Linked DNA regions of Homo sapiens: region 1 is linked to region 2. The links are chromatin contacts, found by Hi-C or POLR2A ChIA-PET in ENCODE. All regions are on one chromosome and are shown on one strand. Each heading gives the region's core, a stretch centred on a gene start or an enhancer-like site at or near the end of the contact. The rest is flanking DNA. Distances are from core to core; before and after follow the strand shown.

What was found. A loop is a pair of places that touch in the nucleus more often than their neighbours do. ChIA-PET counts read pairs that join two places held with the same protein, here RNA polymerase II (POLR2A). Pooled maps may share reads with other maps.
Region 1: a loop to region 2 is called in a map of CD8-positive, alpha-beta T cell, with 21 times the contacts of the local background. The contact joins the enhancer-like site here to the promoter of ATE1 in region 2. A Hi-C loop is called at or near these places in 1 of 168 maps with a recorded cell type or tissue (CD8-positive, alpha-beta T cell) and 4 of 50 pooled maps. POLR2A ChIA-PET finds 5 or more read pairs at or near these places in 1 of 52 experiments (CD8-positive, alpha-beta memory T cell).

What each region holds. Positions count from the first base shown.
Region 1 is chr10:128,209,489-128,216,066 of GRCh38, forward strand. No RefSeq gene overlaps it. Among named protein-coding and RNA genes, the nearest start is that of LINC01163, 73 kb to the right of the region's middle. RefSeq lists an enhancer at 1-561 and silencers at 761-950, 1,041-1,200, 2,530-2,679. Within about 2 kb of position 1,288, at least 16 of the 41 ENCODE cell types and tissues checked have a DNase peak (open chromatin) inside an H3K27ac peak, as active enhancers do; they include CD8-positive, alpha-beta T cell, where a contact is called at or near this core.
Region 2 is chr10:121,926,781-121,930,843 of GRCh38, forward strand. ATE1 (arginyltransferase 1) reads right to left here and starts at 1,251. Exons shown (of 12, transcript NM_001001976.3): 1 at 1,064-1,251. The coding sequence starts at 1,169. It also overlaps the pseudogene ATE1OSP. RefSeq lists enhancers at 463-612, 1,151-2,017 and silencers at 923-1,342, 1,533-1,832, 3,654-3,948.

The sequences.
Region 1 (6,578 bases), core at 38-2,537, 6.3 Mb after region 2:
CAGAGTCTCGCTCTGTCGCTGGAATGCAGTGGCGCGATCTCGGCTCACTGTAAGCTCCGCCTCCTGGGTTCACGCCATTCTCCTGCCTCAGCCTCCCGAGTAGCTGGGACTACAGGCGCCCGCCACCACGCCCGGCTAATTTTTTGTATTTTTAGTAGAGACGGGGTTTTACGGTGTTAGCCAGGATGGTCTTGATCTCCTGACCTCTTGATCTGCCCGCCTCGGCCTCCCAAAGTGCTGGGATTACAAGTGTGAGCCACCGCGCCTGGCCTTAAGTTTATTTTTAAAGAGTGCCTTTCATGGATTCTCCCATTTAATTCTCACATAGTCCCGTGGGGCTCTATGTCCTTCTGCATTGAGGAAATAGGGCACAGGGCTGAAGGGCTTTGCGCAAGCTCCTGGGGGAGCAGACTGCTGCGCTGGGCCTGAAACTGCAGCCCGGCCCCAGGACCTTCCCTCAAAGGGAAGTGCCCACGAATATTGAGGAGGTGGGCTCTTTGCTTGCAGACCAGTTCATCATACCACAGGCTGCCTGAGAGTCTGCGGCCCTGTCCCGTGCTGCCTGCGGAAGCCCGCAGGGCCCGCGTGGGAGGAGAGCCTGGGCTTGGAAGCCCCGCCAGCGAGGGCATGCCCTGCACAGAGGAGGGAGTGTGGAAAAGCGAGAATGAAGCTGTTTTCCTTCCCAAATTAATATGGAACAAGGAGCAGCTTAATCACACTTTGGGTTCAGTGATGTCTCCAGTTGCCACAGTAATCAGAGGCGGCCTTTACAAATAGATTGCATTTGACCTTGTTGGTTTGATGGACGGGAGTGGAGTCCGGCCGCGGACGGCGTCCCTTCCAGGGCCGGCCGCCAGAGGGCGAGCGCGCCTTCCCGGGCGGGGCGGGGACGGGACGGGGACGGGGAGGGGACGGGACGGGGACGGGGAGGGGACGGGGACACGGACACGGGAGGCTTCCGCTCGCCCGCGGGTGGCGTCTCTGCTCCCACTAGAGCGGGCCAGGCCTCTGGGTTCCGTTTCTCAAGCACACAGGGAGGGTGGCCGCGGGCCAGGGGCGGCCGCGAGACTCCACGTCCACGTCCCGGGCAGTCCCTCCGGAGGTTGGGCCGCGCGGCCCGGGGAGCGGAGCGCTGCGCTTCTCTGCGAGCACCCCGGGGCCTTTAGGCGCCCCCGTTTCCTCGTCAGTGGGGGGCGCGGTGCCGCTTCTCCGCGGGCTAAACTGCTGAGGAAGGGGCGAGTTCCTGCGGCCCCTGCCTGTCCCGGCCACGCCCCACCTCCGCCCCGCCGCGTTGCGCGTTCCCGCGGGGCCCCGGGCACCCCTGGGGCCCCGGGGATCTCTGACGCCCCCTTCCCTCCAACCCCCGCTGCGATCCCACAGGTGGGGTGAACAGCGCCCCTGCTGTCCCACGGGGCGTCTTCGCGGGTGATGCCCACACTCTCAGCCTGAAGAGCAGGACCTGTCCGCGGGTGGGGCCCACCCCCAGGCTTCCGGTGCCCGCGCGGCCTCCAGGGCGCCTCCCCCGGGCGCATCCTCCGGGCCTGGCAGGGAGCGCAGCCTGGGAGTCAGGGGCGACTGGAGCCCACCTGCTCAGCGCCCACCGCGGCGGCCCTGCCCTTTCCCCCGGGAGCAGCAGGGACAGCCTTGGAGCAGCAGCTCCCGCAGGGGGAGGAATGGCGCAGTGGCCCGAGGCTCTGGAGCTGGCCCCCTGCTCGCCCGGGGCTACCTCGGGGAAGCGCAGAATTCGCACCTTTCTTCTCCAGCTCCACGCACCCCTCATGGAACCTTAGCGAGGCCCAGGGCAGGGGATGCTGCCAGGCCGCTGCCAGGCTCTGACGCGGTTGCGGATGCCTCGCCCGGTCTCTCCGGAGGTGGAGGAGTGGCACCCCTGGCTGTGCACTGCGGTGCACCGGTGTCTGCTCAGGGCATTCTCCACCTTGCCCTCCATCCCCTCAGGGTCAAGTGAGGAGGGAGACAAATATCCCACCTTCAGAAACAGCCCTGAGAAACGTTTATTTCCAGGGGACAGTGCGATTAGACCTCTCCCGGCGCGGTGTATTTCTGTGCTTAATATTATTATTTATACATCAATATTGACATCCAGCGTCCATTGATACGTGGCATGCGTAGGTGCTAAGAAGCGCCAGCTACATAGCATGCTTTATTTATGTGCGGTAAATATTTAAAGACTCCCATGTGTTTCGATTGGAAAGTGCGTATTACTGGACAATTTCGTTTCAAAGCTTTCTCTCTGATGTAAGGTTTATTAAGATGTATGAGGTGGCTGCGGTGGCCTGATTGAGAGCCCATGAAAGTCCTGAGAAATAAAATTCTGCTGCTGCGGCCCAGGGAGTCGGCCTTCCACAGTCCCGTTTAGGAGCCGGGGCTCTTCTCCGTTATTAAGACGTGGTAGTTTGCTCTGCATGAATTACCAGCTGTTTGGTATTGCCTGAGAGGGACGGGGTGGCTAGTTTGAAAAGTCAGTTTGCAGGTTTTCCACGATGGCAGAGGTGCCACCTGTGTCACCAGCCGGCGGGGCTGGGAGTTCATCTAGCCCGGGCTATGGACAAGGCCGTGTGCGTCCAGACGGGGCCGCCAGAGGGCGCGCGTCTGCGGCCGCGGGAGGCCCAGCGGGGCCTGAGAAGTGGGCGGAGCCAGCCCCGGCCGGAGGAGCTTCTTGCTTGCAGGTGTCAGCGGCAGCAATTTCAGGCAGGGTGGCCAGGCTGCTCCCCGAGGACAGCATCTTGGAGGAATTGCTTTCATTTCCTCCCAGCTAGTCCCTCTGCCCAGCACTTGCCGGCAGCTTCTTCCATGAGGGCGGAGTTCTGTCTGCAGCCCCAAGGGGCGTTCTTTGAGGCTGTAACTAGCATCCAGGGAGAGATGGCTCACATCAGTGGAGGGTGCGAGGTGGAATCAGGTCGCTCATGACAGAGGCTGCATTCAAGCCAGAGCCCCACTGCTTTGCTGTGGGTTGAATTGCATCTCCCCTCCCACCCCTCTAAAGATATGTCCGAGTCCTAAGCCAGCACCTCAGAACGGGACCTTGTTTTGAGCAGGTTGTTTGCAAATTTAATTAGTTACGATGAGGTCATACGGGAGTAGAGTGGGTCCCTGGGTCCTTAACCCAATGGCTGGTGCCCTGATAAAAAGACAGCCCTGCAAAGACACAGAGACACACAGGGAGAACGCTGTGTGACGGTGGAGGAAGAGACTGGAGTCGTGTGGCCACAAGACAGGGAGCTCCTGGTGCCACCAGGAGCTGGAAGAGGCAGGAAGCGTCCTCTCCTAGAGGCCTCAGAGGAAGCAAGGCCCTGCTGACGCCTTGGTTTTGGACTTCTATCTCCTAAGCTGTGAGACAATGAATTTCTGTTTTAAGCCACCCAGTTTGTGGGACTTAGTTATGGTGCCCCAGGAGACAGGCACAACAAACGGGGAAAGAAAACGCAGCCACTGCCTGAGAAGGAGGCTGTGTGTCGGCTGTGGAGACACCAGCGCAGCTTCCCAGGAATTGGTTAGATCTTGGCCTCCTTTCCGTGCAGTGGTGGAAATAAGAGGAATGGAAGGCTGCTGCCTTGGGAGTGACGGCTCTGGGATTGGCCCCACCGGGCGGTGGGTGGATGGGGCAGACTAGGAGCCCTTCCTGGGAGGGTCACAGAATGAGCTAGCCAGAGTGACCCTTCTCTCTATTCACGGTCTTCAGTGTTGTTTCCTCCAAGCAGGGACAGAGTTGTTCGGTTGGAGAGTGGGAAGACTTATTTCATTCTTTTAAAATTCAGCCTGGAATCTGGGAGCAAGGAAACTTACGCATTAATGCAGCATGTCAGGAGAGCTGCCAGAATGTGCAGCCCCACAGCTGATTTCCACAACTTATCTTGGCAAAAATACTTCCAACCTGTCCCAGGATTCTGTCATGGAATCCCTGCTATATGAAAGCACCTGAGGAGAAGGATGCAGGGCCCGGAACGCTTCCCATTGCCCAGAGGCTGGTGGTTCTACCTGTCCAGAGACTTGTCCCCACCCCACGTAACTCAACAGAGAGATGATCAGACTCGTGTCTTCCCTAGGGGTGGAGGCCGTTGGAACTGTGTTCATTCTGCTAGAAATGCGGGCGAGGCTGCGGTCACCCCTGCTAGGCAGAGCCTTGGCTCCATGCTCCATGAGGACCAAGGAAGAAGCTTCTCAGGCCCCTTCTTTCTCCACATTCCAGCAGATCTTCGCCCCCTGCAAACACCCCCCACCTCTTCTAGGAGCCTGCAGTGGGGACTGGCTGCCAATTTCTGATCGGATGCAGACTATTCACCACCAACCATCCCCCAGGCAGGGCAGGTTTGACATTCACTTGGAAGACAAAGCAAGGTAGTCAGGTGTGCTGCCCCTAGACCTCGAGGAGGGACGTGGACATTATCTCACTTTCCGCGGAGGGGGCAGCAGTGGAAGCCACTGTGGTGGAGGAGAGTGGCCACCTGCTGCCCAGGCCCCCACCTAAAATTGCAGTATAATTATGGACTTGCGGGTCTTTGTACAGTTCCCGGCTTCCGGTAAATATTAATGGGTTGCCTTTTATTCATTTAGCTAATGTTTTTGAAAGATGGCCTCAAACAAAAAGATCATATCTGTATGTTGTGCTTTAATTTATTTTCACCTTTTTTTCTCCTTTGGAGACCCCTAGTGTATCATCACTTTGTTTACCACAAATTAAACCGGGGCTGATTGTTTACCAGACTGTGGGCCTCTGTGCATTGCTCCACACTCTCCCTTTTTTTTTTAATAATCACAACCTGGGATTCATTTGCGAGAGGCCCTAATCTGCATGAGAATTATACAATTAACTTTTGATTAACCACCTAGTTCTTTTGGAAACCATGGTGTATAGGATACTCTGCATTTAAATAATTTTCCTTAAATTGGGAGCAGGCCTTTCATTAAGCTGGTGAATGCTGAGAAGATAGAGGCTGGTGGTTGACTAAACAACAACATTCGGAGATAATCAGGGTCAAAACAATAGGTAAGACGGCAGGGCCAGAATGTCATCTTTAAATATAACAGTGGAGATAAAGGCCCCCAGATTGCGCCTTATCAAAACACAAAAAATCAAAGCGCTCTCTTGTCTGTGGCAAAATGCGGAGGCCCCAGCGATGTGGGGGAGAGCATTGTCTGGCGGCCACCGAAGCAGGATTTGCATTCGGGGGTCTGCCTAACACACGTTACATCACGTAGGGCACTTATCTCTGAGCCTGACAATAATTATCGGGAAGAATATACTCAGAATGACTTTTTTGTGATTTTTATGCTTCCCCAACACAAGGAAGGGGAGATAACAGCATTAGGAGGAAGGGGAGAGTCTCGGAAGACTCTCCCAGGAGCTGGTTCTTCGATTAAATTTGCTCTGCCACTCCGGTGCCGCTGAACAAGTGGGAAGAAAGCCGGCAAGCCTTTCATATAGGGTAATAATAGTCCTGAACACAGCCTTCACCAAAAGATAAGATCCATTGTCGAAACAAACAAAGGAGCCGTATTCAACAGCACTGGAAGAATATCTATGAGCAAAGTTTTAAATCCTCTTTCTGTCTCCTTCTCTCCTTGCTTGTACCTTGCACCTGGTTCTGCAAGAGGCTGGTTCTGCCGGGCTCGGGTAAGTGCACGCTGTCGGAGCCTCTAGTCCAAAGGTGCCTGGGAAAGGCAGGGCCTTCATCTCGGGGGTCACTGGGGGTTGAGTGAGGACTTTCTGAGGTCAAGGTCGTGCTCTTCCTTCCGAGAGTCTCACATTCCTTTCTTCTCCAAAGTCCTCCAGAAGAGACCTTGATCTCTGATCTGAGACCCCAGAGACCTGGCAGAAGCTCACATGAGAAAGAAGCAGTCCAGGCAGCTTTTGTGTGTTCGCTCCTACTTGGTCTTGTCAGACTTCCTGGGCATGCAGAGTCCCCAGGTGATTATTTTTCCTCAAAACAATTATTCTGCTTCCTTCTCCCTACAGGAAATACTAAGCAACCAGTGTCCAGTCTCCAACTCCAGCCCAGCATCGTTTAAACACCGATGGAATGTCCCTTACAGATAAAGCCCCGTGCTTCTAATTAGCTGCTTTGCCAGAGCCTTCTGTGCTCAGAGTGAATAGAACATGATAGTAATTGTAGACCTTTTGCCCTGCATCCTTGACCAGCGTCCTGGGGGTTGGGTGTATCCTATTCGCTAGCCTTACAGGAAGTTGCGCCCTGGGACACCGAGAGGGACTCTTCTGGTTTGATTTTAGATGAAGATACCGTGTGGGCCTTTCCCTACTAACCAAAGAGAATTACAGAGAGTTAAGATTTGATCCACGGGAGTTTTGTTCAGCCTGTTCAGCTCTTTGTCTTATTCCAGGGACACAAACCAAGGCCCTTTCCTGGCCGTGGGTGGAGGGATTCCCTGAACGCACTGACTGGGGGTTCTGAGCTGCTGTGTTAGGTGGGATCGGGGTAGGATTCCCAGGCAAGGGTTGGCTGACAGTGGGGCCCGAACATGCAGAACAGGAGGCAGTGGGCCTGCAGAGAGACCTGTCATGGCAGACCAGGGACAGCAGGGTCCTGGGTTCTTGGCACACA
Region 2 (4,063 bases), core at 1-2,500:
GTAATCATGTCGCATAAGCCATTTGCATCCTGTTGATTTTCTCCGTTTAAGTCCAAACTGGAAGCATTTTTCCATTTAGTCTTCATAATCCTCACTTCTAACGATTGCATAACTGTCTACTCAAAACCGCTGCCCACAAGTAGCACTTAATAAACACTTTTAATGAAGGAGCAAATGCACACACCGTTATCGACCAAATCATTCCCCACTTACACCTTTTTCATGGAAAATGCCTGTGTGTTTTCATGCGAATCTCGTTTTCCACAAAGCTAGACTGTTCTATTAAAATAATAGAGTCTACATTCTATATTGGCAAATGCATGGCAAGAGAGGAAATAAACACGATGTTTTGTTTACCAGCAACAAATCTCCCCCAAAGAAATCTGAATCACGATGGAAAAACAAAACAAACTTGTGGGCTGGCTTTGCTGTCGTCCGGGTGGGTGGAGGAAAGACACGGCATATAAGCAAATGGTAAAAATTTCAAACAGATCAGGACAAACAGAATCCCTCGCCGGTAGCGACCGCGGTCACCAGTTTCTTGTCCTTTTTTTTTTTAACTTTTTTTTTTTTTAACCCAGAGATGCAAAGGGCTCATCCTTCCTGTACATTCGTCCAGGGAAGTCTGATTCATACATGACCGGCACCTGTGTGCACACCCACAGCTCCCTCTGCACCGCGTTTCGCCCTCGCTCCCGGGACGCTCCCACCGCAGCACCCACCGGTCAGCCCCGGCCATTAACTACGGCTCTGGGGCGTTCCCTGGCACTGCGCGCCGTCCTTCACCTCACACAATCTACCCCAGACGGGCGTCCGTCTCCCGACTCTGGGGAGACCACCACGATTTCGAGAGTACGGGCACCGGTTAGGATTTTCCTGCAGAACAGGCACCGCGAAGCTGCCCCGCTAAGCCGGCGCCGCGGCCCTCCCGAGAGTGCCCCCTCCGTCTCGGCCGTGGCACTGGGGCCAGGGGCTCCGGCCCCCTCGCGTCCTCGCTGGGGGACCCTGGGATCCCGAGACCCGGGCGCCCGGCTTCCCACGCCCGCCGGCCCGGCTCGCTCACCATTGGAGCGGCTGCCCGACTCGTTCTTGCAGTAGCCGCAGCGGTAGAAGTCCTCGCTAGGGAAATAGTCCACGACGCTGGGCGAACCCCCCGCCCAGAAAGCCATGGCCTCGGCCCCGCGAACGCTCAGCCGCCCGGCCCCGCGTCGCTAGCGCGGCCGCCGCCGCCACCCCACAATGCAGCGCGCCGCCCGGGAGCCTCCCGAGGCTCGCGCGAAGCCACTCGGGCGCCCGCAGGCCCGGCCGGCCCGGCGCCTCTTGGAGCTGACGCCGCCCGCGCCATCTTGACCGAGGGCAGCTTTCCACTATTTCCGTTCCTTCTCCATAAGGGGCCGCCGTCGTCAGTGAGGGTGAGGCGGAGAGACAGAGCGGGAAGGGAAACAGGATGGGGAGAGTCAAGAGGGGAAGGGAAGCGGGAGTCGGGGTGCGAGCCTGCCCTTTCCCCCGCCGAGGGCCTGTGCGGGGCGCGGCGGCCGCGCCAACTCCGGCGTCGGGAACACTCACCGCAGGACGCTTTGCCCTCCTTGGAATCGCAGTAGCCGCAGTGGTAGCCGGCCCTGAGGCCCTTGTATTCCACCACCGACGCCATGGCCGCCGCGAGGGTCCGCTCGGGCCGACCACGCCTCTTGGCGCCCGGGGCCGACCTCGGCGAAGCGCTGGGGCCCGCGGCGGGAGGGGTGGAGAGCGAAGCCTGGCGCGGGGACCCGTGGGCGGGGATGGTGGTCGTGTCCCCAAGCCCTGCGTTTGGGCCGGTGCTTCCCACAGCTGTGCGTTATCAGCCCCATTTCACAGGTAAGGAAACTGAGGACCGGAGGTTGTGATTATCCCAAAGTCATTCCCGGCGGGTCTCGGATTGAAAGTCAGGCCGCCCCTGGCCACCGTGTAAGTGACTTGCTGGAGCTGCTTCCAGACCAGCTGGCACGCACTCCAGTGCCCTGAATACAAGAACACAAGCAGGTATTCCGTGAATGGCGAGGGTTCGCAAATTAAAGAACTCTTAACGGCTTTTAAAGGAAACAACTGTCAGCTAGAGACAGTTGCTGTCTTGTACCACTATAAGTCCGGTGCCTCATACGATTTTTAATGAGATGCTGGAAATACAGGGTTTGTTTGTTTTTTTTAACTCTACAGTCCAAACAAAACAGTTTTACAGGCTGAATCCAGCCCATGGGCCTCCATTTTGCAACCACTATTTTAAGGAAGATTTAAGGAATAAGAGTCTAGGGCAAAATATAAAATTGAGGCTCATGCCTGTAATCCCAGCACTTTGGGAGGCCGAGGCGGGCGTATCATGAGGTCAGGAGATTGAGACCATCCTGGCTAACACGTGAAACCCCGTCTCTACTAAAAATACAAAAAATCAGCCTGGCGTGGTGGTGGGCGCCTGTAGTCCCAGCTAGTCGGGAGGCTGAGGCAGGAGAATGGTGTGAACCCGGGAGGCGGAGCTTGCAGTGAGCCGAGATCACGCCGCTGCACTCCAGCCTGTGTGACAGAGCAAGACTCCATCTCAAAAAAATTTTTTAAAAAATGAGTTCCAGGGGCGGGCGCGGTGGCTCACGCCTGTAATCCCAGCACTTTGGGAGGCCGAGGCGGGTGGATCACGAGGTCAGGAGATAAGAGACCATCCTGGCTAACATGGTGAAACCCCTTCTCTACTAAAAAATACAAAAAATTAGCGGGACGTGGTGGCACGCGCCTGTAGTCCCAGCTACTCGGGAGGCTGAGGCAGGAGAATGGCGTGAACCCGGGAGGCAGAGCTTGCAGTGAGCAGAGATCGCGTCACTGCACTCCAGCCTGGGCGAAAGAGCGAGACTCCATCTCAAAAAAAAAAAAAAAGAGTTCCAACAAGGTAATATGCCTTATCTTTCCCTCTGCGTGCACAGATAATTTAAGCCTGTCTGTCCTCATAGTTTTCCCAGTCAACAATAAAGCTGATGATACAATATTGTTTTAAGTGTGTTTAAAAAAGTGAAATGAAACTCAGAGAAATAGAAATAAATTTTTGAGGTGAGTTTTGACATTCTTGACCCCAAGGGCCTGTGTTAGATATGTACCTAGCTGAAGGAGGTTTCTTGGTGGCCTGGTGACTTGTTGAAGGGGGCCAGCCCCTCCACACCTGTGGGTGTTTCTCGTCAGGTGGGACGAGAGACTGAGAAAAAAAGTAAGACACAGAGACAAAGTGTAGAGAACAGTGGGCCCAGAGGACCAGGGCTCAGCATACGGAGGACCCGCGCCAGCACTGGTCTCTGAGTTCCCTCAGTATTTATTGATCACTATCTCTACCATCTCGGTGAGGGGGATGTGGCAGGACTATAGAGTAATGGTGGGGAGAGGGTCAGCAGGAAAACGTGAGCAAAGATCTCTGTGTCATAAGTTTAAGGAAAGGTGCTATGCCTCAATGTGCACGTAGGCCAGATTTATGTCTGGCTTTACACAAACATTTTAGTGCAGTAAAGAGCAATATTGCCGCCAGCATGTCTCACCTCCAGCCATAAGGCGGTTTTCTCCTATCTCAGTAAATAGAACGTATGATCGAGTTTTACACTGAGACATTCCATTCCCAAGGAAAAGCAGGAGAGAGATGCCTTCCTCTTACCTCAACTGCAAAGAGGCCTTCCTCTTTCACTAATCCTCCTCAGCACAGACCCTTTATGGGCTGGGGGACGGTCAGGTCTTTCCCTTCCCACGAGGCCATATCTCAGGCTATCACATGGGGAGAAACCTTGGACAATACCTGGCTTTCCTGGGCAGAGGTCCCTGTGGCCTTCCACAGTGCATTGTGTCCCTGGATACTCGAGATTAGAGAATATCAATGACTTTTACCAAGCATACTGTCTTCAAACACATTTTTAACAAAGCACATCCTGCACAGCCCTAAATCCATTAAACCTTGAGTCAACACAGCACATGTCTGTGCAGGCACAGGGTTGGGGCTAGGGTTACAGATTAACAGCATCTCAAGGCAGAAGAATTTCTCTTAGTACAGAACAAAATGGAGTTT